Linked DNA regions of Homo sapiens: region 2 is linked to region 1. A link is an interaction called in ENCODE POLR2A ChIA-PET data of the cell type or tissue named here. Cell type or tissue: K562. All regions are shown on one strand. Each heading gives the region's core, and the rest is flanking DNA. Links, peaks and the distances in the headings are about the cores only. Region 1 has its middle 130 kb from the start of SSTR4. Region 2 overlaps GZF1 (GDNF inducible zinc finger protein 1).

Region 1 (2,813 bases), core at 245-2,744:
ATCAGGAAATCAGAGGACACAAGTCAGAGACCAAGAAACACCGTGAAGGGCAACTAACATATTTCACTTGGACAAGCGTTGGCTCAGTCGCTGGGACATCGTTCCCAGAGACTTAGTAAATGGGGAGGAAGCTGTGCTGGACCCTGGCCATCCTTCACACACGTTCTGCCTTGATGCTACCTGCCCTCTACCCCTTCCCTGCCATTACCTGTGTGAGTCCAGCTGTTCCCAGGATGGCTTTAATTAAAATAATATTGACCATTGAAACAAGTTATAATAGCAATTGTTTGTAGTGTTGATGGCCACAGAAAAGGAACAATTGAATGTAATCCTAATACATCAACCAGGAAAGAGACCAAAATGTAAGCTGAGGGAGTTGTTCTCTGTGGGTTTGTGAGATGGTGAGGATGGGTCAGCTTACTCATAGCAGGGAACAGTAAGGAAACAATCAAACACAAGCATGCTGGCTGGCAAGGCTGGGACACCCCTGCAGGCTCACAATTCTAACAAACGGTGTCTCTGTCAGGTGGAAGCCAGAGGTGTAGTATTAGAGGAAAAAAATAAAATTGGGTGCAAAACAGAGGACTTTAAAAGAGAGGTCGAGAGGGCAGAAAGGGCAGTGCACCTTTCTGGACTCTCCTCAGAAGATCTACACAAATGGACCTCCCTGGGTCTGTGGAGCACTGTGGACGTCCTCAGTGCACCCCCGTCCAGTTTGAATACATGCACGTCTCCCCATGAGCTTCTTCCAGCTCCCTCAACTGTCCATCTCCAGTCTTTACAGGGATTTCTCCTCCCATTCTCTCCTTAAGTGACCCCCAAACTCATCACGACATCTGTCCCTGCTGATAATTGTGAATAAGTAGATACTGCTATGTATATTCCTCTGGGTTCTTACAACTTGAATGGCAGCTTCTTAGATCAGAGCCTCTCTTTTCATCCAACTCACTCTCCAGGATCAGAGCCATCTCCACGCTGTGACTCTCAGATGAGCCAACCCTTCTCTTCCAAAACAGGCATAATTTTAGACTCATCACCTCTATGTTCCCCTAGAAATCAAGTGCCCACAGCTCCACACCTTTTACTGCAGTCACCCTCTATGTTCCTGTCATAGCATACAATTAAAAGCCCATATCTCTGTTACTTCATCTCTCCCAGTCCCTTCAGAGTCAAATGTATAGAAAGTCGTCTATACCCACCTCACTTTACGCTCACTTCTCAGTCACATGGAAACCATCTTGTATCCCCACCCCTCTACAGAAGCTGTTCTCCCCAAGTCACGAAAGATTTCCTTGCCTTGAAATGTAACGTAGGATTTTTAGTCCATAGCTGAACTTCATCTTGGCAGTGTTTTATATAACTGCTTCTTCCCTTGCCCTTTGTGGCATTCTCATTTTCCTGGCTTTCCTCTCACCTCTCTGGCCATTCCCTTTAGGCCTCCTTTGTTGCTTTCTATCCGCCCTTTAAATGTAGTTCTCATACTTCTCCTGGCACTTGTCTCTTCTCACTCTCTGCTCAAATGAACAATGTTTCCCTGAAACATTTTATCCTCTTTTATGAATGCATTTAGCCTCTGTATATATGGATTATTTCCAAACTCAGCACATTCCCCTCTCCTAAACTTCAGACCCATATAATACCACTGTGTAACTGAACATTGCTATGTGAACATCATATAGTAGCTCAAACACAACAATGGCAAAACTGAACCCACCAGCTCCTCCCCCAGCTTTCTTCCCCTGTTCCATCCTCTTGCCCATCTAGTTGCATGAGTCATGGTTTTAGGGCCATCCTGGGTTCCTCCTTCTCTCACAACTAGCACCTCTAAATAGGCACATATCCTTTTGTTTCCACTGTCCACAAATCCTTCAGATCCATCCAGTCATTTCATTCCCACTGCTAATTCCATTCTTTCTTGCCTGCCTGCCTCTAATAGCTTCTTATGTGATCGCACAGCCTGCAGTCTTCCCCCCACTCCAATCTAATTGGATCTATAGACATAAATCTCTTAAAATGTCAATACAATCATTGTCCTTTCCCATGTAAACCCCTCTGTGATTTTCCATTGTTCTTAACATAAAGAACACAGCTCCCAAGGGTCTTAGGTTATAGTCCATGTTGCACCTAAACTTTCCCCTTTCACTGCCCCATATTTTACGTTGCAGCAAAATTCTAGGAAATCACCTTCCAGGAAATTCTTTTAGTTTCGCTCAAGCAAGTCATGCTTATTGCCCCTCCCAGCCCTGCCAGATCTTTAACCTGGTTCCCACACTGCTCTCCAACACCTGCCATTGCTTTAGTGGACGGGTTCCTTCTTTCCTTTCAGGTTTCATCTTGGCTCTCATTCCCTGGGGTGATTCCCCTGGTTCCCCAGTCCTGGGTTTTGTCTTAGGTTAGCTTCCCAGAGAAGCAGCTTCTGAGACAAGGATTCCAATGCAACAGTTTATCTGGGAGGTGACCCCCAGGAAATGCCAGGTGAGGAGTGGAGAATGGAAGAGGAAAGAGAAGCAAGTGGATACAGGGTGTTTTCACACAGCTTACCACCATGGAAAATGGGGCTTTTTCCCACTGGAGACCTCAAAGAGAAGCATAGAGCCCTTCTCCAGAAGGGTGAGGAGGTTGAGGTATTTTCTCACTGACTCCCCGACATCACTGGTTGAGCTCAGCTCCCTGCTGCATGACTCCCTTGGCACTGCCTGCCTGCTCTACCTGCAGGTGGAGCCCCTTTCTGAGCCAGAGACAGCATCAGGAAGTCACTGGGGCCCGCAGCAGGAAAACATCAGCATATATGGGAGTGGGGAGGGCACCAGGGG
Region 2 (2,813 bases), core at 111-2,610, 460 kb before region 1:
TGTCAGCAGAACTGTTCTCCTGCATGGTAGGTACAGTGTCTTGGACTGCAGCCAGGTTGTGGAAATGGCCATTTTCTGCAAAAGACAGCAATTTATCCGAAAGCTTGGATGACACATACTCTTCGTCAGGCTGTTCAGTCTTGTGTCCGTCATCGTTCTTGGGCGAGCCATCTACAATGACAAGGAAAGACTTCCATGGAGTATTCTTATCGTGTATCTATAAGTTAAACACAAAACAAAGGTCACTGAATGTGTCTCTGGACAAGTGCATCTTTTAAAACAATAGTCCCTCTACAACTTCAATTTTCAACTTTCACTAATAAGTACCCGCCTGCCACCACCCTCACTGTTACAGAGTAGTCATCGTGGATGGTGCTTTCCCTGGGCCTTGGGGCTTGGTGTTCCACTTCATTCATTCCGTGAGCGTTCCACTGCAGAGACAACCCAAGGAGAAAGTACCTGTTGTCTCGACCTCTAACCACCTTGGAGAATGGTGGTAGGTATTTCTCTTTCCGTGCATCTAAGGGCAGCAGCTTGTTTCTCAAATAAGCCAACCCACTGCTTACTGAGGTGTGCCGCCGAAGAGTGGACTTGTCGGTGAATGTCCGTCCGCACGCATTGCACATGAATGGCCTCTCCCCTGTGTGGATGCGGCGGTGGCGCTGGAGGGCGTTGAGCTGGGTGAACTGCTTGCCGCACTGGTCACAGCAGTAGGGACGCTCCCCTGAGGCAGGGAGAGAGGAGACTGCTGGTGGGTCCCTTTGGCCTACTGTGCTTAATTCTGAATACACACTTGAGTGAATGATGCTGTTGCAAACCACTGGGAAGCCTCAGCATCCAACATAAGGAAGGTTATGTTGGGAACAACTTAAGGGCTACAAATCCACTATCTCTATAATACCAAGAATTTATGGCCTACACCAAAAAGGGGCCAGGACATGTGCCTGCAGCAGGTATTATAACTATAGGAATGACACCTGTTTTCCATGGTAATGGAGTATAAAATTACAAGACCCCTAACAACTGAATATGCATGTGTGCATGTGCATTTACTAACATGTACAGATCATTATCCCTATGTCCACACATCCACATCCACTTCCTACATTCACACCATGACTAAGCTGTCTGTCCTTTTCAGTAAAAACTCCATGTAGCAAAGGGACTTAGTCTTCTCCCGTTTACACACATAAGTGCTCCCACTTTTCAGTTTCTCAGAGTTAGAAACAATCTCTAAAGAAATGCTATTATGACATACAAAGTTTGGCCAGTTTTCTTCAAAAGCTTAGTTCCAAGTAATTTACTGGTAAATCTACAAGCTTTAGAATTTTTTTTTTGGCCAAACTAAACTCCCTTCCCTGGGACATTCCAACCATACCTGTGTGGACTTTAATATGCTGGTACAGTGAATTCCGCTGGGCAAAAGTCCTGAAACATACTTCACATTTAAAGGGTTTGGATCCAGTATGGATTCTATTGTGGTGTTTTAAGTACTCCTTAGAAGCAAAACTCTTGCCACATGTTTCACACATAAAAGGTCTTTCACCTACATGAGAAAATGAAATAAAGTCATAAACAATACAGGCATTAAAAACACATGGAACAGTAGGTCTCCACTGTTAAAACCCACGTGAACTCAAAAGTGCCTTGGTAGGCAGCATGTTACATTTTCCAGTAAAAACTATCATAAAATATATATTCATGTAAGATGCTTGCTACTTACTGAAAGTTGGTGTAAAATATCCTTGGAAATTGCAAGAAAAATTCCATTTGACTAGAATCAAAGAGGTATTGTTTGTTCAGCTGGCTCACATTTTAGAAATTTACTCATTCCAAACAAGAAAATAATTTCACAACTTCTGTTTGGAGGAACTGCTGGATTATTTTCAAAGGAACACTTCTATGGATCTTTATCAGAATAAAGGGGAAGTTGACAATGGATATATATCACTATTCTAGAGTAGCAACTCCAATCAACTTGATTGAATTGTAGGACAAGAGTTTTAAATATCTCACTTTTTGTAGTTTAATCCCACAAATCAGACTTACCAAATTATTAGCTGTGCCCGATTTCACAGACATCAAAATAAAAATAGTGACTTTAATAAAATCTTACCATGTTAATATTATCAAAGGACCAATTCTAACTTAATCCTTCATTATAACCTGACCTTGTCCCCAATCCCAAGCTTTCTTTAAACAATTCTACTCATTCTGTAGTCATAATGCATGTCATTAAATGCTAATTTCATGACATTAAATGAGATTTTCATTCAATGACATGAATTATGACTTCAGAATGAGCAGAACTGGTGTCTAATCACACAGATGTGGTGTCTAATGAGTCAGAGACATGTCATCTCTGTCTCACATGCATTTGAACTTGAGGCTTGTAAGCCAGTGTTTACAGGTAAGAATAAAAAATGCAAGCAAAGAAGAAACTGAGAAGAATTGGAACACTTCAGTGCTGTATGCTTCTGTATCTTCCACAAGATTCTAAACCTCAGGGTTACTGTGCTGAAGCAGAATAAAGCCAACTTAAGTTTTATCTGTCACATAATTAATAAATCATAAAGACTTTGGAAAACAGAAATGAGATAATCCTACTACCTTAATGTATCATATAACAACTTATTTTCTTCTGGTCTTTTATGTGCAGGTTTTCAATACAATTGAGGTTAACTGTATGCTTAATTGTGCATTTTAAAGTTGAACATCCAAGCACAGACTTTTTCATGTCATTCAGAGCCCTTACTCTGAATAGCCGGGTCATAAGCCAGGGTATAGATTTACCAGAGTTGACTAGAGCACTT

What was found. ChIA-PET counts read pairs that join two places held together with the same protein. Peaks named below come from ENCODE experiments on the same cell type or tissue, not always from the same donor. Only the 100,000 strongest peaks of a DNase experiment are listed, where the experiment ranks them.
Region 2: POLR2A ChIA-PET joins it to region 1 with 5 read pairs; 2 of 35 experiments call an interaction of 5 or more read pairs at or near these places.

What each region holds. Positions count from the first base shown.
Region 1 is chr20:22,908,541-22,911,353 of GRCh38, reverse strand. No RefSeq gene overlaps it. Among named protein-coding and RNA genes, the nearest start is that of SSTR4, 130 kb to the left of the region's middle. In K562, for the core only: no CTCF peak of the experiment used is centred there; DNase peaks (open chromatin) are centred at 1,763 and 2,223.
Region 2 is chr20:23,367,495-23,370,307 of GRCh38, reverse strand. It overlaps GZF1 (GDNF inducible zinc finger protein 1), which reads right to left. Exons shown (of 6, transcript NM_022482.5): 4 at 1,379-1,546; 5 at 567-724; 6 at 1-217. Among named protein-coding and RNA genes, the nearest start is that of GZF1, 6.7 kb to the right of the region's middle. In K562, for the core only: no CTCF peak of the experiment used is centred there; no DNase peak of the experiment used is centred there.